Linked DNA regions of Homo sapiens: all the other regions are linked to region 3. A link is a loop called in an ENCODE intact Hi-C map of the cell type or tissue named here. Cell type or tissue: A673. All regions are shown on one strand. Links, peaks and the distances in the headings refer to the core of each region. The heading gives the core; the rest is flanking DNA. Region 1 has its middle 41 kb from the start of DLX5. Region 2 has its middle 37 kb from the start of ASNS. Region 3 overlaps DYNC1I1 (dynein cytoplasmic 1 intermediate chain 1). Region 4 has its middle 3.3 kb from the start of DLX5. Region 5 overlaps LOC105375410 (a long non-coding RNA gene). Region 6 overlaps DYNC1I1 (dynein cytoplasmic 1 intermediate chain 1). Region 7 overlaps SDHAF3 (succinate dehydrogenase complex assembly factor 3).

Region 1 (4,488 bases), core at 223-4,222, 1.1 Mb after region 3:
TTCAAGTTGCATGGATGCTGCTCAGAGAATCTGTCAGCCAAGATCTCTCCCTTGTGATGAGTTAGGTAGACAGAACAGAAAGCTTTCTTTAGAGGCTATGAGAGGAGAAAGAAGAGTATTCTCCTTTTGTAGATCCACAGTGTCCTCACAAAGCTGGCTGTTTGCACACTGCTGGACCAGCACATCCTGTCTGGGACTTTGAAGGTCTTTGCCCATTACCCTGAATCTATAATGCCTGATATTCTGAAATCATGGTGTGAGATGAGTCTCACTGATTTTGTGCTCTTAAGATTCTGGTTGAGGAAGTCACTATGCAGTTCTCTAAGGGATGTAGAAGTCTGGGAGAAAAGTATCGCATGGAAACCTGCTCATGTATGTCTCCCAAAGTTCAGGGGCAAAAAATCAGGCTTGGAACCATCACAAAAATTATTTCTAATAAAATAACTGTACTCACTTACACAAGTTTGAAGGACAATAATGCATCTTTTTCTTTAATCACCTTAAATCAATAAAATAGTAGTTTGTGATATCCTTATCTTTAACTCTTTTATGATGTTACCATCAGTGATAGAAATAAGAACTAGAATGCTTCTGTTACCCCAAGAAAGCAGGAGATGGAAAAAAAATCCAGATGCTTAAGATTGCAGGCTTAAAAAATTCTTGCTTACATTTTAGTGTGCAGTTAGCTTCTGACCACCTTAATTTAAATAGTATCTTTGTGGGGTAGAAAGAAACCCCAGGAATTTTGGTTAAATACAGCTCAGTTACTATAGAAGACGGTCATTAAATATTTTATAAGGTATTTTATGTAGCATGTATTTACAAAGGGTACATACAGTGCTACTTAAGAGCCCCTATTATGTACACAAAACATGTTGTTATAGGATGCTATGTTCAGATCATAAGCTACAGCCTAAACATCTAAAATAATTAAAATATCCAAAATCTATTTAATGGCGTGGCATTTAGGACTGTGTAAACACGTAAGAAAGTGTGCTTTGGGCTTCCAAATAATCCACTGTATTAAAAGCTACATTCTAAAACAGTGAACAGAGAACTCTGGAGTTCTGCTGTCACAGTAAACCTGTGCAACTAAATCAAACACTCCTGGTCAGATATTAAATGATTAAAACATTTCCAAAATCACTTGAAAAAGAACAAATCCATCACATCATTATAGCTAAGTTTACTGCTTAAGAAGCAATACGGCCGGGCGCTGTGGCTCACTCCTGTAATCTCAGCACTTTGGAGGCCGAGGCGGGCGGATCACGAGGTCAGGAGATGGAGACCATCCTGGCTAACACAGTGAAACCCCGTCTCTACTAAAAATACAAAAAATTAGCCGGGCGTGGTGATGGGCGCCTGTAGTCCCAGCTACTGGGGAGGCTGAGGCAGAAGAATGGCGTGAACCTGGGAGGCGGAGCTTGCAGTGAGCCGAGATCGCGCCACTGCACTCCAGCCTGGGCGACAGAGCAAGACTCTGTCTCAAAAAGGAAAAAAAAAAAAGAAGCAATAGCACAGCCCTGCCTACAGTACCTCAGAAAACCCAGTGCTAACGAATTGTTACGAACCCAGTGTAACGAATTGTATTAAGAAGCAAAAATGCAAAAACAGCAGCCTGATTATTTTTAAAATTATAACATACCCTCAGGTAAGTAGCTTGAATTTGCCTCCCGGGCAGAGATTGGATGTGGAGGAGAGCTGAGTTGGGAAGCATTTTGGCTGCAAGTATTAGAGATTTTAAATTTTTCTCCTGAACTGAAAAAGTTCCATTGTAAGCCCACTGAATACTGTGCATCTAACCTTGAGGCAACCTAGCAACAGTGACATCTAGTGGTCACACTAATTGCATCTCCTCACCTCTCTTCCTCCCCAAACCCTTCCCAAAAGAGTGATATCAGAGTTAAGCATTTAAAGTTGAATCTCTCTGCTAATATCTACCCTTAAATGGTCTTTCTGGGTCTCTAAGTTGTTTCAAATACAAGTATTGATAGATCAGGGCTAAAATGTTTAACTGAGTCTTTCTTTGATTTGTATGAAAGTCACCTTGCAATATAGCAAAAGGAGAACAATCGGGCCCAAATATTAAAAAAAAAAAAAAAAAAAAAAAAAGACAAAACAAGTCTGACAGCCCGAAGATCTTCGTCATGATTAGAACGCTCAGAGTTGCTTTGTCCTGCTCCTATACTCCATCACACAGAAGGCTGCCACCAGACTAATCTCCCCAAATAGTAACTGTCATCAATGCTTCAGTTGTCCCCAGCTGCCCACCACATTGAATTCATACGTACCTGCCTGGCTTTCAAAGCACTCATAAGAATCACCCACTGTACTTATTTCTAACAATTCCTCATTTCTCTACTCCAGCCAAGTTAGTTTCTTTTCTGTTCTCTGGATCCATCATAGTCCTTTCTCTTTTCTTGCCTTTTTTCCTCCTTTTCTCGCTCCTTTCTTCTCTGATATCTATTTTTCAAAGCTCATTTTAAGTTCATCCCTTCTACAAAGCCATATCTTCATTATTGCTCAAGCCTATGCCGACCTCTCATTTCTCTGAATTTCCATTTCATTTACACTTAGTACCACTCAGTGAAGCATTAAATGGCTTCACTGGTGTTTCAGGCTTCTTGGTCTTGTCTCATCTGCAAGTTTTAAAACTCTGCCAAAGCAAGAGTTGATATCTTATATGTCTTTTTGTATTTTCCATAGTCGTTTATTTTGTTTGTTTGTTTTGTTGCTGTTGTTGTTTAAGACGGAGTTTCGCTATTTTACCCAGGCTGGAGTGCAATGGCACCATTTCTCCTTGCTGCAACCTCCACTCCCCAGACTCAAACGATTCTCCTGCCTCAGCCTCCCGAGTAGCTGGGATTATAGGCATCTCCACTACCACACCTGGCTAATTTTTACATTTTTAGTAGAGATGGGGTTTCGCCATGTTGGCCAGCTGGTCTTGAACTCCTGACCTCAGGTAATCCATCCACCTCGGCCTCCCGAAGTGCTAGGATTACAGGCATGAGCCACCATGCCTGGCCCATAGTTTTTAAATGATGTAACATATCTAAAACAAATCCTCATCTAAACCATTCCTTAATTTCTCCTCAAGTTTCAGTGGAACAACTCTATCTCTTCTTGTCCAACTAGTTGGTGGACTCTAGTTTTTAGTAACTGTTAGTATAATGTTAAGCTGAGATACGAAACAATAAATAAGCCTTATACCAACTTGAGTTGTTGTAAAAATGTATTCCCAGAACATTTTCAAGGGAACACCAACATAGAATGAATTATTTTACAAACATTAGATACTATACAACAGAGCAAAATGACAAAATAGTGTGGAAATCTCTCTTTGTATTTGAAAAGCTCTATTTCCCTTCCTTTAGGAAGATCATCTACTATCTACTCCAAAAATGTTATCCTATATCTGTAACTCAAGTTCTGTTCACTATTGTTTGATGGCTCCCTGCTTTTCAAATCGATGGTACACTATCATGGATTATCTAAGGAACACCGAGTGCCAAAATAAATTCCTAGTTTCTATTATGTTTTAAATAAAGGGAACTTACATATCAGAATTTGGATAAATAATATTTAAGATTCTATTCCATATCCACTAAGCATTGGCCGGGTTAATACCACATTGGTTAAGATTCAACTGAAGGATTGAATTTTCTCCTGGTCACCACGTTTTTAAAGAGACAGACAAATTGGAGAGAGTTCAGAGGGGAAGAACAAAAATGATCAAAGGTTTGGAAAATCAGCTCTGTGAGGAAAGGTTAAGAGAATAAGGCCTGTTCTGCCTAGAGAAGAGAGAACTGAAGGGCCATAATAACTCTCCAAAATACATAAAAGAATGTTTCCAGGAGGAAAGGGACCAATTATCCTCATTAGTCAACAAGGATAGGACTAGGGATAATGGGACTTAAGTTGCAGCAAAAGGAAGAAAAAAAAAGATTAAATATTATGAAAACCTTCATTTCAAGGCTAGGCCTAATGCTTTTTCTGAGTTAGGGATAAAGAAATCGTCCCTCTGTGATGATAGGGAAAATATCAGAAAATTATCAGAGAAAACCTTGGCAACTCAAGAATTATAAAGGAAAAAAAGATGAAATTTTGATGTTATGCTTAAAATGTGCATAACATTCTCCACTCAAACCCAATGAGGTAGTTATTTTCACCAAAAACCATAAAAATACATACAGAACACATAAAAACAAAGATGCACAGACAAACAAATACAAATGAAGAAAGACAATTACCTATTCCCATACTCTCTTGGCTCATCTTTCACAGGATTAATGCATAAAATAGGTTTTATCTTAAAATAATAAAACATTAGTGCCCTTTGTTCCTTGATTTAATATAGTCATCATATTAAAAAGTGGTGGAACTGATAGAGTTTTAAATACAGATAAATCAAGCATGCATAAAATAATGATGGAGTGGAAGAAAATATAATACATCTGAAAAAAATCAGCATTCATTTGCATATGA
Region 2 (4,488 bases), core at 278-4,277, 1.9 Mb after region 3:
AAAACCATATTCGACCTCATTAGTAATCAGGTATAAACAATATACATTTAAACAACAATTAAATATAAATATATTTATATGTTTTACCTACAGTGAAAATATATTTAAATGAAAACACTCAGTATTGGTGAGGATTCACAGAAGTACAAGAATAGGGACAAAATTGATGTTGCCCTTATGAAGGAAATTTAGACATAGCTAGCAAAGCCTTAAAATTTTAAAAGTCATTTAATCCATCAACCCCAACTTTGGCAATTTAGACTAGGAATGTAATTGTGGTTGCAGGCAAAAAATTGGCTACAATATTGTTCACTGAATCTCTTTTTCTTATTTTGTGGGTATATAGTAGGTGTATGTATTTATGGAGTATATAAGATATTTTGATACAGGCATATGATGCATAACTAAATCAGGATAAATGGAAGTGTCCATCATCTCAAGCATGAATCCTTTCTTTCTGTTATAAACAATCCAGTTATACTCTTAGTTAATTTGAAATGTACAATAGGTTATTTTTGACTGTAGTCACCCTGTTGTGCTATTAAATACTAGATCTTATTCATTCTGACTATATGTTCATAGTCATGAATCATTATTTTTTGTAGTAAAAGAGTAGATACACGTATATTTTCAAGAATAGGAAAATTTAATGAATAAACTATGGTATATCTAGAAAATAAAATATTATGAAATTAAAATAATGCCTTTGAAAAGTATTTAGGGACATGGAAAAATGATCTTAGTATATCATTAATGGGGAAACGCAAGGCTCCACACCCATGGAGATTGGTCCCAGGATCCCAGTGGATATCAAAATTCAAGGTTGCTCAAGTCCCGGATATAAACTAGCATAGTATTTGCATCTAACCTACACGCAATCTCTCAGATACATCAGATCTTCTCTAAATTACTCATAATACCTAATACATTGCAATCGCTATGTAAGTAGTTGTTATACTACATTGGTTTTTATTTGTATTACTTTCTATTGTACTGTAAAAATTTTTTCCAAACATTTTTGATCTGTGGTTGGTTGAACTCATGAATGCAGAATGGCAGACACAGAGGGCCCACTGTTTGTAAAATATGACCTTTTTATAAAACTTATATATGCATGTGTTTATATAATCAGAGAGAGGGGGCTATATTTGTCTTGTAGAGAAAATCTTGTTCTTCTTTGCAAACTCAAAACCTGGCATGGTGCCTGGAACAGAGTATGTACTAAGAGTATACCAAGTCAATCACATGTATAAATAAATTGGTAATAAAGGACATTCCCTAAAATGCTATTGGTTATTGAGGCTGAGATTAATTATGTTTTTCTTTCTTCTCTTTGTTTATATTTATTTCGGGGGTTTTATACAATGAGCATGGATTACTTCTGTGATTTCAAAAAAAAGTGTAAGTCCTATGGAAAGCTTTAATTTGGTTGGAAGGAAATTTGTGGATCTTAACGGGAAGGATTTCAGTCATGCTACAGCAAGTGTGCCTCTATTGGTCATGACCAACACTTTCTTAGCCATAATTTGAGCTAATTTAAAAGCCTACTCACCTGCTGGGGTTTTTCTCCCATAGAGAAGTGATTCCAGGCCACCTGTGGTGGCTCATGCCTGTAATCCCAGCATTTTGGGAGGCCAAAGCAGGAGGATAGCTTGAGCCCAGGGGTTCAAGACAAGCCTGGGGAACATAGGGGAACCCTGTCTCTATAAAAAAAAAAAAAAAAATAAGATAATTAGCCAGGCACGGTGGTGCATGTCTGTGGTCCCAGCTACTCAGGAGGCTGAGGTGGGAGAATCGCTGGAGCCCTGGATGGAGGTCGAGGCTGCAGTGAGCCGTGATCACACCACTGCACTCCAGCCTGGATGACAGAGGGAGGTACTGTCTCAAAAACAAACAAAAAAGAAGAAAATTGAGTCCCCCATAGACTTCAGAAGTAAGATAAGACAATAAACTTCTGAATCATCCCACCTTACACACGAAGCAGGGACAGAGTAACTGGGAAGAAGAGCCCCTGGGGACACCTTGGAGAACAAGATTCTAGTGCCAATTGACAAGTGACTCAGATGGTGAAAGCATTATAGACAACGACATTAGGCTCTGATTTTCTCTTTCATTTTCGCGTTTGCTTTAATTCTTATTTGAAGCAATGTGTGTATCTTACTTCAACTAACGACAATGTTTTAATTTGAGGGGCAGTTTAGTCGCTTTAAGACTAACATTTCTGGCTCCATCACATCCCTTGTGTAGAAGGCAGTGGCCTACTACAACAAATAAGCAAGAGTGCCACCTCGTGGCAGCTCACTTAATATACACATGGTTCCTGAGCGCTGGAAGAAATTTAAGAAAAAGTTGAAAAGAGGTAATAATATTGCAGAGATTGGCCTAACATGCCTCAACAGCTTCAGTGCCCTGAATTGCAAAGGTTTCCTTCTACCTAGGATTTTAGCTTTCAGAAATGTGACAGTTTTGGTCAGCATAGAAAAAATATCAACCTGAATTGCCGTTATCTCTACCGTAAATTACTAAACACGAGGCTCTTCTGGAGATGAACTACTGATCTCTGATAACATCGTTTATAACATAACCAAAATTATCTGACTTTGGGGAGCTATTGTCCTCTCCTCATCACTTATTCTGTTATTTAATGAACATTTATTGAACACCTTTATTTTCCAGGAACTGCACTAGACTTTGGGAACATAAACATGAGAAAGATACATTCTCCAGCTGGTGAAAAGCTCATACACTCTGTTAAGTAAAATTTCTAGAAGGCCATTGGTTTGAACTAAGCTCCCTGCACTAGGCCCCAACAGATCAAACCAAAATGGAGTAACCCATGCTAAAGTTCCATATCACCAAATTGAAACTAAGTTGTTAATCTGACCTTCTGAGAAATTAAAAGAGAAAAAGAAATAATAGCCAAACCCCAAACAGGCCAGTTTTAGCCAATATGATCAGAAAGTCCCCTCTGCTTTAACCCTTACAAGGAAGGTAACCTGCTGTTAACCAATCTGCTTTTTGTATTATGCTGTTTCCTTGTTCCTGCTCAAGCTTTTAAAAACTGACTCTTCCATCACGCCCAACAGAGCACCACTCTGTTTCTTAGATGAGATGCTACCTGACTCATGAATCACAAATAAAAGCCAATTTGATCATTTAACTAAACTTGTTGCAATTTTGTCTCTTGACATTTATCATGAGATACTATGCTGAATCATCTATTGTCAACTGCGCATCACCATCATCCCTTTTAAGGTCTTCTCCCACAATCCATTTACCTAGGACACGGAGTTTCCCATAGAAGTCACTCAAGATGTGGAAGACAGAAGAAATAGAGAAGTTTTATTCTCTAGAGGCAACTGCATCCTGACTGAAGAAAATGAGAGGCTCAGAGTGGCTCCCTGGTGAGCTCTTGAGAACCCATCTGTGTTGCTGCTGCACCGTGAGACGCTGGGGGACCTCTTAGAGATTCCTAAGACTTGCAGCAGCTTGCTGTTAAGTTCCTGAGAACCCGCTGCCCTGTTGCCTCAGGATAAGATCTCCAGTGTCCGCTTCCTTCCCGCTGGCTTGCCTGGTCTTCACTACTCCCCAGCCTTTCCAATAGTCAAGCAAGCCCCTAATTCCTAATAACAAACCCTTTCTGCCCCCAAAACACGGAGTGCCTTCTGTTTTCCTGACCAATCCTGACTGACTCAGACACGTAGCTAGATAATTCATATAGCTAGATAATTCTACAACATTGCTATAGTGTCATGAAAATCAGACTACATCAGATTTTATGAGAGCTGAGTGGCAGGAAAGTATCCCAGCTGTAGATGATTGAAGGAGGCTTCCCAGAGAAACCGGCATCTAAGGTAAGTCTCACAGATTAACAGAAATTATCTAGGTGCAAAGAAAGATTCAGAAACTAAGGTATTTAGAAAATAAGTTAGGTTTTAGAAGGGCTGGATAACCAAAAATAAAACTGTATTTAAAGGGGAAAACACACAAGACTAAAAAAGTTGCCAGACTTACAATTAGCATGTTGATGAAGAATAAAACAACAGTTTTCTTGCATGATTACCATTCCTGTAAAGCTCATTACACATTTGTAGAAATCAGTCTGGCAAAATGCAGTAATGCTGTTGGTGCTTCTTCCACCCCAAACCCTTACCAGATAGGTACACCAAGTTCGCCAGCTGCTGTGAATGATAGCCACTAATGGCTCACAACTGCAGCCTTCTCTGAAGAATTGCTATTCACCTGGAAGTTTCCGGAAGACTCTGACTTCCTCCAAAGGCATTCACAGGTGAGGGCTGACATACAGGCCTGCAAAACCTGGCCCCCTCATCCTAAGGTGATGCCAACTTTGGTATGCCATTCAAACTCGGTGGGAGCAGGCTAAGGCTGAACTACAGCAGAAACTTCATCTTTGCTTAACTTTTCCTCTGTCCTATTTTCTGCTTTCCTCACTTCTTTTTTTATTCTTTTGGTCTTTTGGTTTTTTTG
Region 3 (4,488 bases), core at 305-4,304:
GTTTGAGTAATCAGAAGTCATGTCCTAAAAGGGAAACTGAGCAAATGAAATTGCTCATGTACTTCTCTTAAATGGAATCACTTGTTTGCTTTTTAATTAAGATGAGACTTTTGATTAAAGCAAAAATCTGGTGGCATTTTATTTTCTACTCTGTGCCCCTCGAGATCCATTGCTTGACCCTGAAATGAATGATCTCAGTTATATCTTAAATGACATAGTGAATTAACTGTATTTCATGTGCCAGCATTTCCTTCATGTTACTTAGATAATTAAGTTCTTCCTAATTCAGAAAGCGTGACATTTTTGTATGGTCACAAAGACAGCCAAGGAGGACAAACACATAATAACGAACTATAGTAATAGCTATCATTCATTGAGCACTTTTGTTCCAGAAGCTTTGTGCATTATTATCTCCAGTACAACCCTGAAAAGTATTTACAGATCAGGAGCCTGAGATCAGAAAGATTTGACTAACACGAACAAAGTCACATAGCTAAAGAGATGGGTTGCTGGGATTTGAACTTACATCTATCTCCAGAGCTTTGATTTTTCTGTTTAATTTGTATTTTATAAACCCAAATCATTGAAGCATATTTATGTTTTATTTCTATACACTTCAGGTAAAGCTATTTTTTTAAACAATTTATTGAATACCAAGAAGAGTTATGTCCTGATGGAGTGGGGTCAGATTAAATGATTCTCCTGTTCACTTGGAGCTATAAAACTATATAAATCTATATGTGTGAGAAACTCTCACTGTATTTAATGTGTTTTTTTCAGTGCTACTGTCTACAGGACTCTGGCAAATTGCTGTCAAATAAAAGTCATAAATTCACAGAATGCAATTCCTCGTTGTCAATGAAATGAAATGAGAAAATTTCTCTTTTCACTCAAATGGGCTATACATTTATACGATCTAAATTCCCATATTAACAAAAAAAATTTTAGTTGTTTGCTTTCCAGTTAGGTTAGGATATTTCTTCTGTTTAAGTTGGGATGTGCCAATAAATAGGGTTTCCCATTGCAGCTCACAGGCAGAGAAAGTGAAACTGCGCTTGGTAGTCTTTTCATCCGTATCTGTTCAACAACAACAAAGTGATCTCCCCAACCTGAAAAGAGATTGATTTGCCTTCAAGTAAATACCTAGTTATCAGTACTCTTAGAATCTGTTGACTTTTGAAGCTTTGAGATTTGATTTTTCTCTAAGAATATATGCCCAGCACTATACCATTCTGTCTGAACTGCTTAACAAAGAACATCTAGAAGTCATACTGGTGCCCATATTTAAAATATTTATTTAAAAGAAACTAGCCACAGATGGAAATATTTCTAACTAAAAATTATCTTTCTCAAGTATAAAAACATTTCTCAAAATGAAATATTTCCCATATAAAGTCACTTCATTGTGGGCTTAGAGAACTTTATTTTCCATTGCCAATAAAAGCCTTTGATTGGCGAGCTTTTCTTCGCCTTAAATTTGAAACTGGAGTATGTAAGCAGAGTGTGGATCTGAGTGGAAAAACTGGCCTAAATTATGTGAGTTTCAGAAATATCACTCCATGTTTATTTGAACAGTTTCCTCTAAAGGGGAAAATTTTGTTTAATATTTGAATATGTTTATTTATAAAAACGATAGAATAATCAGTAGACATTTGTGTTCTATTAGATCTGAGTTGTTCTCCATTTTCTTTTTGTGTTTTCCATATAAGGGCCGAATTTTCATATATCTTATGACAGAGTACTTACCTGACCATTGAGAAATAGCTACGATTTCACATCTGACCTTTATTATGTGACCATTCATTGTTTTTTTGACATACGCAGCCTTCCCTCGGACATTTCCCTGTCTCTTAAACCCAGTTTTGCCGCTTTGTCCTGTCTTGGATTCCGCACGCTGCACAAAAAATGGCCAGTAGAGGGCGCTGCTGGCTTACTTTTTAGAAAACTGCTCACAGCCTGATTTCAGCACTTTCAAAAACATGGAAATTATCTTAATTCAGTCAAAGCAATCAGAACGAGAAAACTGTCTTAAATTCATCAAAGTTGTTTCTTTGTGTCTTTTTCTATTTCGTTTCCCCAAAGGCATCAATAAAACCAGGCAATTAGTGTTTCTTCCCTTTTCTGCGGAGCCCTTAGCTGACCCACAGTAAGGATGAGTATGGTAGTTGAGGGCAACCGGGTGTGATTATCTAATTTTTCCATCAGCTTGAGGTTCTTATGTGAAAGTTGTATTCATGGAGAGCCAAAAGAAGGGGAAAATAAAAGCCTGTTTACACTTTCACTTTCCAACCGGCCTTGCCAGTTATCCCCTGACCTGGTGCAATGACGAGAAAATATCTGTGCGACCTTGGCCTCTGGATTGTGGACTGGGGACGGGGTGTCCGTGGCTTCGGTAGCGAGAAGCGGGTGGGAGGGGCATGATTTTATAGACTCAAAAGCTTTCTCTCCTTTCAGGCAGGCAGTGCTGAGAGGTGATCGGAGGAAGACCTTTTATATCCCTTCCAGCACCTCCATTCTTTGAGATGAACTATTGACAGTCCCTCAATATTTATAAAATATTATAAACTGCTATGTAAATACAGCGTCAAGTCGAACTTTCTAGCCAGAGCTCTCCCGAGTACCCTTCCAAAGAAAATGCTATGCTTAAGCACCTCCTCCTGAGACATTCTGGAACCCCCACCACTTATATAGGTATATTTACAGAACCCCATCCCCAATCCCTTCAGTCATTCAAAAACGGTACAAGTTGCTGAAGACGTTGTGGTGAAATAGAAAGTATCAAAAATACCACGGGAATTGCATTTGCTAGTCATCTTTGTGATGGCGTCAGTTTGTGCCAACAGCATCGTGATAAAGTTCTCAGTGGATCTGAACTTTGCTTCATGTGGTTTTTCTTCACCTTGTGGGCACTGGGCACTCGCCGTCCTTCATAGCTGGTAGGTGCCACTTTTGGCCGGCCCTGTAGCTGGCTGCAGTCGGCTGTCCTTCCACAGGATGAAAAATGTCTTCCATTAGCTAATGGCTGTGTTCTCCGTGAAACATTCTGCCCCTTGGCCTGGGGCTGCAGGAGAGCATCAATCAAGTCTCTTAGATGAGGCCTCAGAGGACCAAGGGAAATTTGTATAATCCTGAACTGTAAACATGAGGACCAGTGGTTGAGGTTTTTGGATTTGAACAACATTTAAAAATGTCTATTTGAGTATCTAAAGTAAACCTTTATTTTAAAGAGAAGCTGAGGCTTGCTGGGTGGCCTTCAGGAGGTCAGCTGACCTTTCTGCCTCCGTTTCCCTGTCTTCAAATTGGTGGAGGGAGCAAAAAACCTTACTCTTCTGTTGCACAGGAGAATCCATTTAATCTTGATTGATTACATTAAATAAGGAAGTCAGGCTTTCTTTATGCCACTTCACACCTTATGGGCCACATTATAATTTCCCTGCCTCTCGGTCTAAGTGTCCACTAGTGATCACTGCCTGGTGTGGTTTTTTGTTGGTGTTGTTGTTCCTGTGGGTCTGTAGTTTTCCTTTCAGCCATTTCCTTTCTCTTGTTCTTCTCCTCCCCACTTGCTAACCAAGGAAGAAGGGCTAAGGGGCTCCCCACCCTTCCTGGCGGTGGCAAAACAGCTTCTTGTTCATGAGGGAAATTGTGGAAGCATAGATGTAAAAAGGAGAGAAGTATGTGGGTGTGTCTGTGTGTGCACACATGTGCATGTGTGGGTGTGCATGTGTGTGCCATTTAGCAGTTGCCTTTTTTTGTGATGGTTTGTTGCTGTTGGCACCTGTAAAAGCAGTCAAGCTGAAGAAATTCCTTTGGAAAAAGAAAGAACTAACTTCCTAGAGGTGAATGGAAGGTTGCTGAGGCCTTAAGGCGAAAATTTATAGAGAGCTGAGTTTTCTCTGTTTTCCTTTGCATTGCTTATTTGAAATTCTTCATTGTTAGAACACAGTTTTGTTTACCATGCCCCCCATTATTTTCCCTTAAACAATACCATAAATATTATCATTTGGGGAACAACCTCAATTTCCCAGAATTCATGACTTTTCCATTTTAATAGACAATGTATCAGAACTTAAATCTTGTGAGATCTTCTTAAAAGAGTACTTCTCAACAGTTTTAGGAACTGTTTTTTACTCTAGCCTTTGAGGACAAGATGGGAGGGACACTGAAGAAGTTGTTCCTTTTGTACAGAGTAGGCAACTCAGAAATATTATGGAATGACAGTTGAATGACAACATGCTGATTGTTTGCTCAGTAATAAACTAGAGTTTTGCTGTGTATTTTTATATATTCATATAAGGCTATGCATTCTTGCAAATTAGCAATTAATTCTACTGAAATATCTGAATAATGTTTTCCATAGGTTACACTATCCCCCTCACAAAAATAAAAAAAAACTAGACATAATATTTTGTTGCTGACCCTATGTTACAGACTTAGAGGTTTTTCCAAAGACTAGGAAGAAAGTTATTTCTGGGTTGGCTAGCTAGAAAT
Region 4 (4,488 bases), core at 286-4,285, 1.1 Mb after region 3:
GTGGCCCAGTCTCTCCATTTCCCAGACCCGGGTTTCTGTACCCTCTCCCCTTTATTTCCTGCTGCAAAGACATCCTACTTAGCTCGTATGCAAGGGAAGAAAGGATTCAAGAATCATTCAGTTGATACACGAGATCTAAACTTTGCTCTTCAGGAGGTGCTATCCTTGTTCTAGTCGTGATTCAGCTGGGAGTTTAGAAATTCAGCATAAAAGTCTCTCCCAATCCCCATTGTTACTCCCCTCAAATAGGCAACTCCGCGGACTAGATCCTGATTTGGGGCCTTCCTACATCTTCCTTTACGGGGTCCAAGACCGGCAATCTGGGAGTTCCACAGGCTATCTAGGGTTATCTGGCCTCCCCTCCGTTTTCCCTCCTACCGAAGAAGAAAGCGTCTGTGTTAGTTGTGTCTAGTATTAGTTTAGCCTTACTTGGAGTGTGGAGCCACTCGGCCTAAAACAGGCCGACGGGTAGAGGTAGGGTGTCTGGAACTCAGAGCAAGATACAGCCCCGCTCAGGAACTCCAAAGCAGAGCTGCCGTGCGTGCACCAACTCCCTGCCTTTGCGGTCTGGACTGCACCAGAAAAACACAGCTATTGTCGCACTTCCTTTCGGGGGAAACTTCAGCACCGGGAGACTGGCGCCCAGCAGCATTCTCCTTCTCCCACTGGCCCGAGTCACGAGCTTTGGGCCTGGGCTGCCGCGGGCTTCTCTGAGATAGACTTCGGGGTAAACAGAGCTGCAGCTGCCAGCCAGCCCTGACTTGACGCTGTCGATTACCGACAGGCTGTTAACCGTCTAGATGTAGGCTGTGAGGAGCTAAAGAACAGGAGGGAAACATGGGTCTGCGGTCCTGGGCTCTGCTCTGGAGAAGTTATCGGCGCCCATCGAGTCACCTGATACACACTGCCATTTAATTACAGAAATCGCTTCCTCAGATCAATGCCAAGGACAGTTCAAAGCACCTCCCGGCAAAGACAAGTGGGCAGGGAGCCAGGCCTCCCTTCCTCTGGTCCCCTATCTTCGACACTTTTGGTTAAATAGAGATTTGAGTTACCACATGGTTATACTGAACAGGGTGTTCCTAGCAATGCCCTTACACCTTGCTGAGATGGCAGATTCTAACCAGGATGGGATTGGAAGCTGCAGAATTGGGGCAAAATTTAGAAGTTCGGGATCCGATTGAAAATAATGTTACAATGTCAAATTAGTTCTAGACCTTGCTAAATTTCACCCCCCCAAAACCCCGCAGTCAAAATGGACATTCTTTCCCACATTTCATAAAAGACAAAAAGGAGTGGGCCGGGAGGGAAGAATTTAACTTCTTTGTTTCGGTTCCTAAAGCGTTAGAACGTTGGCCCTCACGCAGACTTGAGCCATTCTGCTGCTGGGTGAGACCAAATCTGGATGTGTCTCTACAGGTCCAGAGCCTCAACTTTCTTGATTTTGTTCCTCTTTTCAAGGTTGACCCCACTCCCCACTCCACCCCTTCCTTAAAGGCAGCCGGGAGGGAGAGGAAGCACTAAGTTAAAAGCAGCGGAGAGTCTGTTCACAGTACAGTTTTATTTAATTTCACAATATAGGCATTGTAGCTCTGTGCACTGCCGGCTGCTCTGCGGGCCTGTCTGCGGCTTCGGACCCACGCTCAGGACATACACCGGCCAGTATCCCGGCTCTCGGAGCAGCAAACTTTTGCTGGTGTTGTGAGGGAGTTCTCACACTAGGGCCTCCAGCTTTGTCCTAAGGCCAGCGGGCTGGACGCTATTGCCTCTCAAAATCCACCGACAAATCCAGCCGTGGAGAAACAGCCCCACGGCATCAAACTCTTCCAGCAGTGCGCTTCCCGCTGAGACACGTAGGAAGAATGTAAGTAATTTCATCTTTTAGTAGCTGAAATCTGCAAAGGGAGGGAAGGGGAAGTAGCGGGAGGGAAGCCCTAAGATAAGTGCAAGTCTTTACCACGAGCGCCACCCAGTGTCCTCGAGCAACATTGCGCAAATGGCAAACCCCAAGCTCAGTCACTGGCCAGACACCAACTGGTCCTTAGTGTTAGAGTTCACTTCCAGGTGGCTTTCTTTCTCTGTACTTCCAATACATCTTTCTCTCAATTCCCATGCCCTTTCCTTTCCTTCTTGTACATTCATACTTTTCCTTCCTCCTCCCACCGGCTCACCTTTTTCTGGGTCACCTTTTTCTTGGTGCCCCCTGTCCTATCCCTCAATTCTTAGGTGTAAGGCGCTCCTTCAGTGTCCCCACCTGGGGTGACTGGAAGGCATCAAGGATGACTCTCCTTTCCTAGCCTTTTATTATTATTATTATTATTATTATTATCATTATTATTATTATTATTATTTGGACAGAGTCTTGCTTTGTTGCTCAGGCTGGAGTGCAGTGGCATGATCTTGGCTCACTGCAACCTCTGCCTCCTGGGTTCAAGCGATTCTCTTGCCTCAGCCTCCTGAGTAGCTGGGATTACAGGCATCTGCCACCACGCCCGGCTAATTTTTGTACTTTTAGTAGAGGCAGGGTTTCGCCATGTTGGTCAGGCTGGTCTCGAACTCCTGACCTCAAGGAATCCACACAACTTGGCCTCCCAGAGGGCTAGCATTACAGATGTGAGCCACCGCCCCCGGCCGCCTTTCCTAGACATTTGTGAAGAAGCAGGCCCTCCTTTAGTTAGATGAGGTGCTTGGGAAGCTTTCGGTCATTCACTACTATGGGCTGAAAAGAGTGCCACTGAGTGTGCAGGGAGAGAGCCGCAGAAGGGGGTGGGGTAGCAGAAAATCTTAATAACAGCATTTACTCAACTTTCTCCATGTAGCCTATCTGGAGATCTGTTTACTCATAGAAGTGCCAACAGTAGAACACCTTTTCTTTTGGGCTTGAAACTCAGAAAATTCAGTGCAGTTGAAAATATTTAATTTACGAACTTAAGATATTTTTAATATGGAAACTTTCATTTATATAAAACATTGTACACATCAATTGGATGTGCATAATTCAGGTAAATAAAGGACCCCTTAATATGATGCTAGCATTGTATAGGCATACTTGGTATAAAAAGCACTTTGACTTTATCAGTAGAATACTCATTCTTTAAAAGTCCAGTTTTGGGGGTGAGGTTTATTTTTCTTTTTATTTGCACTGCTTTATCCATTATCTTTTTTTATCTGTCCAGTGAAAAATGCTCTGAGCAATTCACTCTTATCATGATCCATTTAGAGTACTTTTCATCCCAGAAATCTCAAACACAACAAAACTGGTTAAGTCAAACATTTTGTGGAGGTAGACCTGAGTAATCATTTTATTACAATGGAGCTGCAGTTATCTTTGAGCTGGGGCACTAAGGCCGTTTAATAACTTAAGGTAACAGCTCTGAAATATTCAATTTGATATTTGTATAGAAAAAGCACATTTCTTGGAACTAGGGTGGGATGAAAAGATAGGAGTTATGATTGCAAAAGTAGCAAAGGCTTTCAAAAATAGCACAAGTTGTTGGTCACTGGTTTTGGCAATGCAACTGAATGGCCTTTGTCTCCCAATAGAGGGCTAGGCACACTGACTTGGATCTAGCATTCAGAGGTGGTTCATCTGAGTTAGGAAAACTATTTAATTCCCCATGTAGGTTCAAACTTCTTCCCATGTGTTTATGAGGCTGAACTAACTAGGCCCAAGCTAAAATGTTTAGGAGCCCATTTAAATCAACAGTGAGCTTATCTAGGGAGAGAGAAGAGGGAAAGTGGGTGTGAAGGGTAACAGGATAAATAGAAAAAAGGTTTCCTCCCATGCTGAAATTAATTATAATATCCCCTTGCCCTCAAGAAAAATGTGTTTGGAGTTAAAGAGCATCCCCAACAAAGTAAATCTCAAAGGATTCACTAGTAGGCAATTATATAAATATTCTGAATAAATTAAAAATCCCCAGAGGGAAAAACTATTTTCCACTTAATTCCAACCTAATAAGATTTTTGGTTTATTTCCAAATGATAGGGCAGATCATAGACTTCTACACGTTTTGTTTTTATAATTAAGACATTAAAATATGTTTATTCATTTAACTTAAACATAACTAGCTAGGAAAACGCCTTAAGTATCCACTCAAATCTATTCTCTATGAGACAAATTTAATATACCACAGCTGAAAACACTTCAAGTTCATCTAACTAGGAAGTAAATGGGATTATATTATTATATGTCTTTGCAAACTGAAATTGAGGCATATTCTTCATCCTAAATTCGGATTTCATCTTCTTGAAAGGAAGGTTTGGCTGTGGTACTATTTACAAAACCTTTATTCTTCTTAAAGATATACAAATATTCCAAATTCTAAAAATACCCCTTGTGGAGTTAAAAGAAAAGTAATTGACAGACAGGAATTCAGAGCAATGATCCACCTCTTGCAAGGAAATAGCAAGAGTGAAGCTTCAGTCATCTTTAATAACATCCTAATTCCAAGATCTATTTAGAATTTTAAAGTTCATTGATCCTAA
Region 5 (4,488 bases), core at 174-4,173, 500 kb after region 3:
ATCCCTTATCCTTGTTCATTGGGAATAATTTCCTCTGTCCCATTTTTAGGGGGCTTTAAATATTCACATGACTTATATTTGAAAATATGATTGGATACAGACAAAAGTAGAGTAAAATTGATGTATAGCAGTAAAATGGTTAAGCAGGAAACAATTACACCACAACCTATCCCTCTTCAGTTACAGTAGGCTCAAGAATGACTTGCCCCTGAAGGATGAAATTAAGTTGTTTAAGACCCTCACTTTGATTTTACTCAAGCAGCTAAGGAAGAAGTACTATTATTTTTGTACTGAAAATTGATGTACAGCACTGCACAAGGCTGGTCTGTCACTTGTGGTGACAGCACAGACAACGGGCCAGTTTGATCTCTAAAAAGTTAAGGTTGCAGGCAGGAGTCAGCATGGATGATACAGTTGCTATTCCAGATTCTGGGACACAGACACTCCAGGCAAGGAGGAAAACGAATTCTATGAAATATGGTAGGGGTAGTTTCAGCAGAAACTGTTCTATGTAATAAACACTGTTTGAGATACGTGGGTGACTGTTTCTTATTTCTAGAAACACTGCTGTCATTACCTCAAAATTTTATATGCTTTGCAGAAATTGGAAATATAAACCAAGGACTTCCAGTTTAACTTGAAACTTGTGACTCTTTTAATGATGGAAGTCAGTAAACATATTCACGAATAGCTACCCACAAATATTCAAACCACCCATCATTCTCTACTGAATACATGTAAAAGACAACAGATAAAGCCCAAGAAGTTGCTTTGTGACTGTAGATACATGCACTGTGAGTTATTAACACATTTAATGAAAAACTGAAGAGACTATGGCTCACTTGAAACAACCTATCAATCTGGAATTGCTTATAATGGGAAAGAAATATTTATAAATAGAATTAGACTTGGGCTTCAAGAAAACACATGCTATTATAAGGAAGAAATTGATTAATTATTGCTCTCTCTCCTTACTCCACCTCCTCTCCCCTTCTCCACCTCCTGGGATACAGGTTTAAGTTTAATCTGGGGCTTTAAATTAGCATTAGAAAAAACTTTTTGATGATGTGTACATTTTAACTACTAGGATGGGACTACAACAAAATATATAAACTCATTTCCCTAGACAATTTTAAACGATGAGATTGGTATAATTGGTGTGGGTTGGTTTGGCTTTGCTTAAAAAAGAGAGATGAATGAGGGGATTCCAAAAGCTTTTTCAGTCCCTTGAGTTTGTGACTGTACTTTGGGCTTTGCCTCATTGGACTGTTAGAAAGCCCTGGGCCACTAGTGATCACCTGTCATCCTGACGATAATCTCCACTGAGGAGAATGTTTGTTCTAATAATGAATACATAGGGCTCAGTTTCTACTTTCCTTAATTTTCCCAACAGCTACAGAGAGGTCTCTTGGTTCCTTAATAATATTATTTATTTTCTCTTCCTGGTGATATTACTGTGGCCTACTTGATTTTAAAGGCTTGGCTATACATTTTAAAAATTCATTAATGATGGAAAATAAAAAAGATACATTCATACCAAATAATTATGCCTAAGAAAATTCAAGCTTTCATTGTGTTTTAACCTGTTGGCCAGAGCTGGCCATTTGTATGTATTAAAAAGGCAGCTACCAACTATAATGACTGATTAAGGGACATACATCAACACCCCATTCCTCTTTGACCTCCATGTATCTGTCAAATTGGCTAAAGATCTTAACATTAGGATCATCCTTGAATAGCCATCTTAAGGATTTAAGAGTTTGAATTTACATGGGATAAGAAACATTTTACCTGGTTAATATAGGAGCTTGGCTAATTTACATGGATACCCCAATATCCCACTTATCTCTTAGCAGAGAGCAGGGCTCAGAGGGGAACTGAAAGTAAGAACAAAACTGAAAGGAAGTTGATAAAGAAAGACTTGGAACAGGAATTCCTGCCTAGGCCCAGTCCTGGATGCCTACAGAATGGCTCAAGGATGCTAGGGCTTACTTCTTATTACACCTTGAATGCCTAGCGCAGGGCCTGGCGCTGAATGAATGAATAAAGGAATGAATGTGTGGGTGTCAAGGTGAGAGGGTGTTTAATAAGTGTTGATGGTGGGGGCAGCCTCATAAAAATGACAGTAGATGGATGGGGGTTGCATGGGTGTATAGGGGATAAATTTTTAGAAATTTTTTTAAAGAGCAACTCTCAAGGCCTGGAATTTGTTTTGTGAACAGTCCCACAAAGCAGTTGCCTCTCACAGATTTACTGCATTTAGAAAAGTCCAGGTCCTCTTTCATGCTTTTCTCCCTGCACCCTAGCCCCAGAGTGTTAGCCATATTTTCTTCATGGCCATTGCATGGAACACCATCAATGAACTCAGCCTTTGTCCAGTAGACGGTGCTGTTGTACTCTGGCCCTGCTGCTGATGGCATCCTTCTTCCTCGTTAGTGTTTCATCACAGGATTTTATAATGAAAAGGTTCTCAGACATTTGGGGAAAGGCTTTTTTCCCCCCAAACTAGATGCAAAAATATCTTTTCACACGGGGCTCACCCCTCATGTCTTTTCAAAGAAGCACAGGAAAAAAAAAAGAAAATATTCATGTTTTTCCTGTTCTGGGAAACAAAAGAAAACAAAACAACAACCCAAATCTCTCAGGGATGAGGTCCTGACACCTTTGGCTGAATTAAGCTGTTGGGAGACAAGGAAGAGGTAATAGTGGTCAGGTAATCTCAACACTCAACCGCCATCCTGTTTTGGTGGAGGGCCCCAAGTAACACACTTGGTGGGAGGCCTGGGCTGAGCAGGATGGGTCTTCCTCCCAGGAGCCTGGGAGAACACAAGGCCAATTGTGAGGCAAGGTGCATGGGCTGCTGCAGGAGGGCTTGGGCAGCAGCTGTCCCCAGATGCCCACTGCCAATAAGTCTACAGAGCAGCACTGGCTGTGGCCTCAAAGGGACCGAGGAAGCTGCCACCCTGGCCTGGGGTCAAACTGTGTGTGGTGACAGGGAAAGGAATGTGGACTTTGGCAGAGTAAAGAGCGGAAATATGGGAGCCCAAGAGAAAAGCCACCTGGGCTTGTTGAAGCTTTACCACCAGCCAGGGAGGGCAGTGTTTCTTGTCCCTCAAGATGTGGTTTAGGAAGCCCCAATCTGTTAGGTGCTTTGAGAAGTCTCCCTCTCTATGAGGTACCATCTCACTAAATAAAAGGAGCTATTCAGTGCAGGGGAAAACTCACTGTTGGGTGCATTCCACGGAGAGTAAAGGCACATCAAAGAAAAAAGTCCTTTAACACACAGATTTCTCCTTGACTTGGATTGTTGTAAAACTAGTGTGCAACTAAGAATTACAGAAAATCTTCAAAGGGAGAAATTACTTAGTGAAAAATTTTCATTATAGCCATGAATGGTGATAAGCAGGTTGGATTAGGGATGTGACCATCCGGGTCTTTCACTTTTCTAGGTCTGATGGATTTGGATACATCACAATATCTCTGAGTCTCAGTTTCATTCCTGTAAAACGGCATACTCATTCCTGTCCTATCTCCCTCATTAGGTTGAGCATTCTGAGACTCAGAGAAGTTCACTCATGTGGAAAAACAGTTTGTCAGTTCTAAAGTTCCATGCAAGTGTGAAGATTTATATTAGCTAGGAATTACATCCTTTTCCTCCCGTCTGCAGAACACCTCCCTGCCACAGTGCAGAATACAGAAGTTTTACACATAGTAAATATTAAAATGAAGAGACAAAAAGGCAAAAACAAAAATGCATGTGGTTACTGAGCAAACACTGAGATGGAATTATTTCACATTGCAGTGAACAAAGGGACATTTCCAGTATTATTCCCAATCCTATACAGTTGGTGTTCCAAAGGCCAGGTAGTTGCATGTTACTGTAAAGCCCTGCATTCAACAATCTTCAACGTTTAGCTTTTTCATAGCTTGACCCATTGTTTCTTAGCTGATTAGTACAGTTGTAAACCAGAAAAGACTGGTCTGTGACCTTAGAAGGTTGAACAAATAATGCTCCATCCAAGTTGTAATTACACAAGAGATAAAACAAAGACACATGTGAGCCCATTTGTAATAATCCCTCAATGCTGATATGAAACTGTTCATGTCAAACTGATTTCTATAGAGAGCAGAGCAAATAGGAATTAAAATAGTATATACCTATAATATGAGATAAGATTCTAGGAAATATAATTAACTTCTATAACTGACAGAAATGCTCTAGGAACTGAAAGAAAGCAGAAAAAATTGCATTGTTAAAGACCTTAAGTTTTTCAGAAAACTCCCCAAAGTGAACTGCTTTAAATTCTTTTTACAACAAGACAGGAAATAACCAAATGCTGATAGGCACACATTAAAATAAGTCCAGAATTCTTTTCTGTACATATTTTTAGTCTATATCTATCTGGCCAAAAGGAATACAGAATTAGAATAACTGGCTGGTGAAATTAATTCACAGAAGGGAACCAAATAATCATTTAGTCTAACAAC
Region 6 (4,488 bases), core at 353-4,352, 160 kb after region 3:
GGTCTTTTAATTGATCAAAATAAGGATTTGCAATTGTGTTACGTGTTTAGTATAGGTCTGTATGAGTCTATCTGTATGAAGACCTCTATACCCTCAGATATACTATCAGCTGAGTTGATGAGGATCCTGACAATTGACTTTTTAAAGCATATATAAACCTTTAACACCCTTTGACTTTGAGAAAAATTTGTTATTCGTGTTCTTTAACAAATAGTGGGCTGGCTAGCTATAAAATCAAGAATTTGCAGTGGGAATAATCTTCTACTGAGAGTTAGAATTTAATATTTACAAGTAGTCATTGAAGGTGCAGCCACTCCACATTGCCTTTTAAAAAATATAAATAAGGAAAAATGATACAATTATGCTATTTTCAGGTGTCATTGGACAGTTAGGTTTTATCGAGAAAGTAGTTTGAATCATGTAGTCCAAACAGGGAGAGAAAGAAAGATGCTACAGAAATAGCCAATAAGCAAATAATTTTGGCTTCAAATCACACTGCAAACATAGTACATAATACATACTTTGGCATAAAAGAATTATAGAATCATAAAATTTAAAAAACTATAAGGCTAATGTCCAGTTGATCATTTTGTTATCTCAATGTCATATAATTCTTTTCAAATCACACCCTCTGTCAGATATTTTTTGAATTAAAAATAAGACACATCTCACTATATCCACATAGTGGCCCATCTAAAATATTCTGTGTTGCTTTAATGTATTAAAAGTTTGTTCAGGCCGGGCGCGGTGGCTCACGCCTGTAATCCCAGCACTTTGGGAGGCCAAGACGGGCGGATCACGAGGTCAGGAGATCGAGACCATCCTGGCTAACACGGTGAAACCCCATCTCTACTAAAAATACAAAAAAAAGTAGTCGGGCCTGGTGGCGGGCACCTGTAGTCCCAGCTACTCGGGAGGCTGAGGTAGGAGAATGGCGTGAACCCGGGAGGCGGAGCTTGCAATGAGCCGAGATCGCGCCACTGCACTCCAGCCTGGGCGACAGAGCGAGACTCCGTCTCAAAAAAAAAAAAAAAAAAAAAAAAGTTTCTTCAGTTCTAAGCGGTGATTTTTAAATGTCAAAGAAATACAGTCCATAGAAAGAGAACTCACAGTTACTACACTACATTTTTGTGTGATATTTAGGTTACAGTTTTATTGTTTTCACACTGATTTTTCTCACTTTCATTTCAGCAGAGATATTTTGTGCATTTTATATTAACAGTTCACTTGGAGAAATCACTCTAATATTTGGAGCCGATTCCCTACAGATACATTCTTTAAACATTCTGTGCAGATAGGATTTGATTGTTCATATTGCATGTTATCTTTTCTTGATCTTATTACTCTGGCCTGTACAGGCATTCAGTGGAACCCATGAAGAGAGTACAGACAGCTGACTGGATGAAGAAGACATTGGGGAAAAAAACTCCCATTGTTTAGATTTCTGTCAGAGGATATAAGAATACTTAATTTCTTTTATCTCTAGGGCTTTCATTATCATTTAAATTTCATTTTACATTAATTGATCAGGGATTAGTAAAGCCATTATGCAGAAATTAGAATAAGACAAGCCAGATGGAATGAATAATTCATGAAGTCCAATTACGTTTTATTTCTGGTGTACTTTCAAACTTGCCTCTGACTTCTGTGCTATTTTGATGTGACAATATTCACTGGAAATCAAGAGTGCCATTTTAATTTATTGTATCCCTCTGGAGTGGAAGCATTTGTATGCACTAGGGGTATGTTAACGCATTTCCACACACACACCCCAACACCCAAAAGTCAATTTTGGGGGTTTTGAAAACACTGGGTGATCTAGGAATACTGTTCATTTTGTACAGAGGTTCAGGGGCACTTCAATGAGCCACACCAGTTCAACTGATTGGGGTGAGCTGACCCTATGCAGAGAGACTAAAGGCGTAGGATCGCGAAATGATTACCTCCTGGAAGAGCAGTAATCCTCTTTAAAATATTTGCACGCATTCCTCTCTGCAAAAGAACCCTTAAAATGTGAATTTGGCCTAGAGTTGGACTGGAGGTAGCAGCAGCTGTTGCAGCTACAGACGAGGACCACGAGGTGGCAGGGGTTGCCTTCAATGAAAGGGTTCGGGGCGGTCGGGACCGCCGGGGCTTCAGAACATCCCCGCGGGTCTGAGCCGGGCCGACCACGGTTGGGTTTAGGCTCCGAGCATCTCGCAAAGCGTTGCCGGGCGAGAATTCCGAACTAATGGAAAGTCCGGTCCACCTGTCTGGAATGTCTCATACAACTCTGTTGTCTGAAACCGCCTCCCCACCCCCGGTCCCAGCCACCAGCCCCTTGAGAGGCCCCCTCTCCCCCCGGTATTTATTTATGCCACTGGACAGTTCTAGTCACATTAAAGCTCCGGTTCACCTTCTCGAGGACTTTCATCTCGGGAAGTTTTATGACACTTTGTGAATGTGCAAAGTTTTTAATTAGGCTCTCTAGACAGCCCGAGGCAGCAGCAGCGCCACAAAGTCTTCACGGTCTCTCTGCTTTACAGCACAACAAGCCGCTCTACTCCTTTGAAGACAATGCAGACTATGTGTACGATGTCATGTGGTCCCCCGTGCATCCTGCGCTTTTTGCCTGCGTGGACGGGATGGGGCGCTTGGACCTCTGGAACCTCAACAATGACACCGAGGTGAGCGGCGGCTCAGGCGCCCGGGCCGGAGGGCTGGGAGGGGGGCGCAGTCGGCCACTCGCAGTCTCTCCCTCTTTCTCCAAAACGGCCTTTTTTGGACAGACCTTCCAACTGCAGCAGGGCTGCCGGCCCCCATTCTTGACTACCCTGAAGGGAATTGGCAGATGCATTGGCCAAAAATCACTTAATCTCCCTTCATCCCTAAACGGTGGCTGCTCTCGGACAATTAACGACCCTTTTTTGCAAAGAGCAAAACGTTATGCGTTCACACCTTTCCCTATGGGACAGGACACACAGGCATTTGTCAGAGCCGTGTTGAAATAACTTTATAGGCAAATACTTGGAAAAGAAAGCTTTTGTGGACGTCGATTTTTAGATTGGGCTTTTAAAAAGGGCTATTTGTCAGTGTTTGCTACTTGTACCGTTTCTATTTTGAATCCACAAAAGACGATTCTGTTGACTATTTTATGTTTAGATCTCTCATCCATTTGATTTGTACCAAGGTAAATATTCCTTGTCTAAGATATCAAATTCAGAGGCAGACTTTTACAACAGTCTCCAACTTTAAACATGAATATCAAACTCAGTATTTTTTTAAAAATAGATTTTAACATGTCACATTTACAGCAAGTGAAAATACCCATTTATTTTAAAAATCAGCCAGTAATAAATACTGTTTTTAAATTATGCTATAAAAATTTATGTTTTAAAAACTATGCCACATGCATTGTTCCTTTTTGCCAGTCTAGCAAAATTACTGAGTTGCTAATTCAGCTACTTGGATTTTTTTTTAACATAAATATTATTGTCCTTCAACTTTATAAAATAAAATGGTCTCTGCATCACTTCTTGGTTTCTGATTCAAGAAAGCTCTCTATAAATAAGAATGGACAGGTAAGAGGAACAAGTGCTGCGAACTATATGTCAAGTGGAGAACAACAAAAAGGTCTTTTGAAGTGTTTTGAGCAGGAAACAGCTCAGCCTTTTTAATTAGGAAGCCCACAGCTGGAGGATCTGAGGAGGAGCACACTTCCCTAGTATTTGTGTGTGTGTGTGTGTGTGTGTGTGTGTGTGTGTGTGGGAGGGGGCAGGGAAATATTCTTCAGGTGTTATTATTAAGTCTTTGTATCTTCAAGGGTATATACACCTATAATTGCTGCCAAGTAGTTATCTTTTAAAAATCTTTCAATTTGAGTCTATTTTTGCTTTTAGCTACAAGAATTCTGTGACAAGAATGAGTTAGGTAATGAAGCATCTTTGAAAATAATCAAAAGGCATGAGTATGTGAAATGTCCCATCATTTGGATGTTGAAATGTTTATAACATTATTGTTTTTAATAGAAAGATGTTATTACCCTACATTGTAAGGGTTTCCCAGAGTCTTCATCACTGTTTATTAAAATCATATTGCTTCTATTTGCTAGGAGAAATTCATTCATTTAAAGCAACCAAAAAAACTAACATTTTCCTGATTGACTTAGGAGACCGCTGTAGTAGAAATCCAGCTTAGTTGAGATGTTTAAGTGATACCCAACTACAATGCATATGAAGGGAGTGAGTGTTCTACAAACTCCTTAACAATTCCTATGTAACTGTTTTTCTTTTAAATTTTTTTTAGGTAAAATGAAACTAATGTCTCAACATTGATAAATATAATTTTTTCCCTTCTCTTTCTCTAGATATCAAGAGACAACCACATAAGAGTTTCATAGCTAAACATTTTTTAAAAATCATTATTGGTCATGCAAACTGTTTAGTTTTGTGGTAAACATAATTCTGCTTTAACAATAATAGTAGAGATACATTGAGTCCAGCTCAAATC
Region 7 (4,488 bases), core at 294-4,293, 1.3 Mb after region 3:
TCTCTACTAAAAATACAAAAAATTTACCTGGGCGTGATGGTGGGCATCTGTAGTCCCATCTGCTGGGGAGGCTGAGGCAGGAGAATTGTGTGAACCCGGGAGGCACAGCTTGTAGTGAGCCGAGATCGCGCCACTGCACTCCAGCTTGGGCAACAGAGCGAGACTCCGTCTCAAAAAAAAAATAAGATACCCATTAAAATTTATTTTTCTGCTAAGGCAGTAACCTCTTTTCTTGGATTCCACTTAAACTTACGGTAGATCTTTTGGCATTGTTTCACAGATCACTGATCTTTTACTCATTTTTTAAATAGTTTTGTTCTGTTTAAAACTGGATAATTTCTATTGCTGTATTTTCAAGTTCATGAATCTTCATCTCCAGTCTACTATTAAGTGACATTTAAAAAATTCCAGATAGTGCATTTTTGAGTTCTAGAATTTATTTGGTTCTTATAATTCCTCATTCTCTGCTGAGATTTATCTGCCCCATTTATGATGACCGTATTTTCTTTTACATACTTAACATTTATAGTACCTGCTTTAAAATCTATCTCTGCTTATTCTAATGTCTGAATAATCTCAGGCACTGGTCTCCATTGATTGCCTCTTCTCTTAACTGTGTTTGTAATAATTTTTAATTTTTTTCCTGGACACTGTAAATGATACATTGTAGAGACATTATTCTAGATTTTTCCTCACCCAAACGGAAACTCGGTGGCCATTAAACAGTAACACCCTCTCCTACCTCCTCCCAGCCCTTAGTATTATCTATTCTTTCTGTCTATGAATTTTCCTATTCTAGATATTTCATGTAAGTGGAATCATACAATATGTCTTTTTATGTTTGGCTTCTTAGCATAATCTTTTTAAGGTTTATCCATGTTGTAGTATGGATCAGAACTTCATTCCCTTTTAAGGGTGATAAATATTCCATTGTATGTGTATACCACATTTTGTTTATCTGCTTGCTGGTGGACATCTAGGTTATTTTCCAAATGTCGTCTATTGTGTATACAAGTATGTGTTTGAGTTCCTGTTCTCAGTTATTTTGGTAATATACCTATGAGTGCATTTGCTGGATCATATGGTAATTCTGTGTTTAACTTTCTGAGGAACTGCCAGTCTTTTCTGCAGTGGCTATACCATTTTATATTCTCATTATCAATGTATGAGGATTCTAGTTTATTCCAACTGTTATTTTTCTGGGGTTTAAAAAATTATTATAGTAGACATCTTAGGGTGAAGTGGCATCTCATTGTGGTTTTGATTTACATTTTTCTAATGGCAAATGATTTTGACCATCTTTTCATGTACTTGGCCATCTGTATATCTTTGGAGAAATGTCTATTCATGTGCTTTACCCATTTTTAAATTGGGCTATTTGTCTTTTAGTTGTGGTTCTTTATATATTCTGGATAATAAACCCTTTTCAGATACGATTTGCAAATTTTTTCTCATTTTGTAGTTTGTCTTTTTACTATTAGGTGTCCTTTGATGCACAGAAGTATTTAATTTTGATACTGTCCAGTTTATTTTTGTTGTTGTTGCTTGGGCTTTTGGTGTCATATCTAAGAACCTATTGCCAAATCAAAGGTCATAAAGATTTACCTATATATTTTCTTCTAGGATTCTCATGATTTTAGCTCTTATATTTAGGTCTTTGATTCACTTTGAGTTAATTTTTGTATATGGTAGAAGATGGGGTGTCTAACTTCACTCTTTTGCATGTGGAAATTCAGTTTTCCCAGCACCAGTTGTTGCCTAGATTATTCTTTCCTCCACTGAATGGATTTGACATCTTTATCAAAAATCAATTGGCTATATATGTAAGGATTTACTTCTGGACTCCTCATTCTATTGGTGTTATATATCTATTCTAATGCCAGTGCCACACTTTTGTTTAATGTGGCTTTCTAGTTAAGTTTTGAAATTGGGAGTTGTGAGTCCTCTGTTTTTGCTATTTAGAGCTCCTTAGTTGTCCATTTTTGTAAATGAATAATTTCTTAAAGCCTGCTTTTTAGATTTTATTTTTTGGAGTTTCATCCGTGTTGATACATAGACTTGTAGCTTATTTGTTGTGACATCTTTATTATCATCTGAGTAAATTTCAGTGTATTTGACTTTTCTATTGAAGTACAATTATTTCCATTTTTTTTTTTTTTTTTGCTTTAACAATCAACATTCTTCTGCATGATACTTGTTCACATGTTTTAAAGTTTCTTTAGGATGGTAGGGTGATTTTTGCCTTGCCAGGAAACCTTTGGCAGTGTTTCGAGACATTTTAGATTATCAAGACGGGGAGAGGGGTGTTACTGCCATCTGGTGGTCAGAGACAAGAGATGCTGCTAAACATCCTGCAATGCAGACTCTCACTGACCCCTCCCCACCCCTACCCCCCCTACACACACAAAATAGTGCCAAGGTTGAAAAACCCTGCCTGCCCTGAAGCATATAGAAGTGGAATTGATAAAACTTGAAATGTTTTCATCTTAATAAGTGGATTTCTGTAAATCATGGAAAAAATATTTTCTCCATAGGTTTGGAATGTTTGGAATTAAAGTTGCTCTGGCAATGCTGCCATTCCAGCAATTACAAGCAATTTATATATCTCAAGCCAGATCAGGTAGCAGCATTATCCAGAGTTAGCCAGTTCATTCACTTTAACTTCATGAACTAAAATACTTTGGCACTTTGTCTGCTTAAAAGATTAATTTTAGAGTGAGTCTGTTTCAAAACAGTGGCACTTGTGCAGATGGGGATAGTTGGAATATTAGGCTGAATGTACTTAATAAGAGCAAAATTAGAACATGAAAAAGTTTTTCTTGACACAGATGGTTGTTAAACATTGAAGACTTAAAGGTTTAAGAAGTTTTTCTCTAGTATATTTTAAATTAAAATTGTAATTGAAGACATAGGAATGAATTTAGACTCACTTGAAGATGTGTTACATGTCACCGTGGAATACTGTGCTGCCATAAATAGGATGAAAGCATGTCCTTTGCAGCAACATAGATGCCATGATCCTAGGCAAATTAACACAGGAACAGAAAAATAAAATTTTAAGTGGGAGCTAAACATTGAGCACACATGGATGTAAACTGGGAACAGCTGACAGCATGGACTACTGGAGGGTGGTATGGGTTGAAAAGCTACATGTTGGGTATTGTGCTTACTCCCTGGGTGACAGGACCTGTACCCAAACTTGAGCATCATGCAGTTATTCCCATCTAACAAACCTGCACATGTACCCCTTGTATCTAGGGGATATATGTGCAGGTTTAAAATAAAAGTTGGGGGAAAAAAGACCCATGGTTCCTGTTTGAGAATCCGTTGAAAGCTATGGCCCCAGAAATGATGTCCGTACTTGTGTAAATACAATTTTGCATATGGTTTGAGGTGGTTTATGCATGCTTCTGAAGCCCATCCAGGGACTCACCACTCTTTACTTATATCCAGGTTAAAAATTTTGCTAAAAGTTGGTTAAAACACTTAAAGTGCTAAAAATAGATATACATGAAATGATCAATGAATTGTATCTTCACAACTATATTTATATCTCCTTAACCAAATGCTTCTGCATTTACTGATGAGGAAAAATAGGTGACTCAGAATTAGAATTCAAGTCCTCTAATGTTAAATATTATTTAAACTTTACATCTATAACCTTCATTCTTTATCTTTTTAGGTGTATGCAACAGCGTTATTGCAACAGGCTAACGAAAACAGACAAAATTCAACTGGAAAAGCATGTTTTGGCACCTTCCTCCCAGAAGAAAAACTTAATGACTTTCGTGATGAACAAATTGGACAGTTGCAGGAGCTGATGCAAGAAGCCACAAAACCCAATAGGCAATTTAGTATTTCTGAGTCTATGAAACCAAAATTTTAGTCTATACAACAAAGCTTAATAAGACATGCAAAAATTTAGAACCCCTACTTTAACTGTCATTGGTTTTTGAAATATATTTAAGCTTTGAAAACACCTGTTATTAATGAAATACTCTTTTATTTTGGATATTATGATTGCAGTATATGGATCAAGATCACTAGTGACAATTGAAAAAAACTATTGGAATAATAGCACTTGTATGAAATTCAGTTTTGGAACTAAACAGCAAATTTCTAGAATTTTGCTGAAAATGTTTTAAAATGCTATTCTCATCCAGCCATATTAGTCTTCTGGCTTTTCTTTAGCTTCATCAAATAAGCATGTTGTGATAATGATAGATGTACAATTCCAACAAGGTTATTATTTTTTAAATACATTGTCATTCTGAACATTTTATCACTTCTAGTTTAATAATACATACATGATTTTTCTTCTGAATGTCTCTTCTCCCTGCATCACTGTTCATTCACAATGAAAGGTTAGGAAGAAGCTTTAAAATTCACTATTTTACTATCAATCATTTGTATAATAAACTATACAAAGTATAATACGTTTCCTCCAGTGTTTGTTTGTTAATAACAACCCCTGAAATAATGTGTAGC

What was found. Hi-C counts contacts between places; a loop is a spot of excess contacts. Peaks named below come from ENCODE experiments on the same cell type or tissue, not always from the same donor. Only the 100,000 strongest peaks of a DNase experiment are listed, where the experiment ranks them.
Region 1: it touches region 3 in a loop (11-fold over the local background); 63 of 110 quality-filtered maps call a loop at or near these places.
Region 2: it touches region 3 in a loop (11-fold over the local background); 19 of 110 quality-filtered maps call a loop at or near these places.
Region 4: a loop joins it to region 3, with 6 times the contacts of the local background. A loop is called at or near these places in 87 of 110 quality-filtered maps.
Region 5: a loop joins it to region 3, with 6 times the contacts of the local background. A loop is called at or near these places in 12 of 110 quality-filtered maps.
Region 6: a loop joins it to region 3, with 5 times the contacts of the local background. A loop is called at or near these places in 32 of 110 quality-filtered maps.
Region 7: a loop joins it to region 3, with 6 times the contacts of the local background. A loop is called at or near these places in 15 of 110 quality-filtered maps.

The regions. Positions count from the first base shown.
Region 1 is chr7:97,063,340-97,067,827 of GRCh38, forward strand. No RefSeq gene overlaps it. Among named protein-coding and RNA genes, the nearest start is that of DLX5, 41 kb to the left of the region's middle. In A673, for the core only: CTCF peaks have their summits at 1,837 (motif pointing left) and 2,044; a DNase peak (open chromatin) is centred at 1,822.
Region 2 is chr7:97,833,458-97,837,945 of GRCh38, forward strand. No RefSeq gene overlaps it. Among named protein-coding and RNA genes, the nearest start is that of ASNS, 37 kb to the right of the region's middle. In A673, for the core only: CTCF peaks have their summits at 2,298 (motif pointing left) and 2,497; a DNase peak (open chromatin) is centred at 2,264.
Region 3 is chr7:95,914,854-95,919,341 of GRCh38, forward strand. All of the region lies in intron 6 of DYNC1I1 (dynein cytoplasmic 1 intermediate chain 1), which reads left to right. Among named protein-coding and RNA genes, the nearest start is that of DYNC1I1, 140 kb to the left of the region's middle. In A673, for the core only: a CTCF peak has its summit at 1,909 (motif pointing right); a DNase peak (open chromatin) is centred at 1,918; H3K4me3 peaks cover 1,018 bases; H3K27ac peaks cover 349 bases.
Region 4 is chr7:97,025,876-97,030,363 of GRCh38, forward strand. No RefSeq gene overlaps it. Among named protein-coding and RNA genes, the nearest start is that of DLX5, 3.3 kb to the left of the region's middle. RefSeq lists enhancers at 105-620, 1,699-1,898. In A673, for the core only: a CTCF peak has its summit at 1,971 (motif pointing left); a DNase peak (open chromatin) is centred at 1,926; H3K4me3 peaks cover 625 bases; H3K27ac peaks cover 649 bases.
Region 5 is chr7:96,412,734-96,417,221 of GRCh38, forward strand. The region is part of intron 3 of LOC105375410 (a long non-coding RNA gene); the gene reads left to right. Among named protein-coding and RNA genes, the nearest start is that of SLC25A13, 93 kb to the left of the region's middle. In A673, for the core only: a CTCF peak has its summit at 2,391 (motif pointing right); a DNase peak (open chromatin) is centred at 2,388; H3K27ac peaks cover 841 bases.
Region 6 is chr7:96,073,532-96,078,019 of GRCh38, forward strand. DYNC1I1 (dynein cytoplasmic 1 intermediate chain 1) reads left to right here. Exons shown (of 17, transcript NM_001135556.2): 15 at 2,526-2,666. Among named protein-coding and RNA genes, the nearest start is that of MIR591, 140 kb to the right of the region's middle. RefSeq lists enhancers at 2,246-2,853, 2,246-2,513, 2,493-2,666. In A673, for the core only: a CTCF peak has its summit at 2,075 (motif pointing right); DNase peaks (open chromatin) are centred at 2,080, 2,530 and 3,670; H3K4me3 peaks cover 2,391 bases; H3K27ac peaks cover 1,458 bases.
Region 7 is chr7:97,177,330-97,181,817 of GRCh38, forward strand. SDHAF3 (succinate dehydrogenase complex assembly factor 3) reads left to right here. Exons shown (of 2, transcript NM_020186.3): 2 at 3,683-4,434. The coding sequence ends at 3,886. LOC124901704 (a long non-coding RNA gene) reads right to left here. Exons shown (of 3, transcript XR_007060445.1): 2 at 2,931-3,020; 3 at 134-169. Among named protein-coding and RNA genes, the nearest start is that of SDHAF3, 62 kb to the left of the region's middle. In A673, for the core only: CTCF peaks have their summits at 2,320 (motif pointing left) and 2,527; a DNase peak (open chromatin) is centred at 2,322.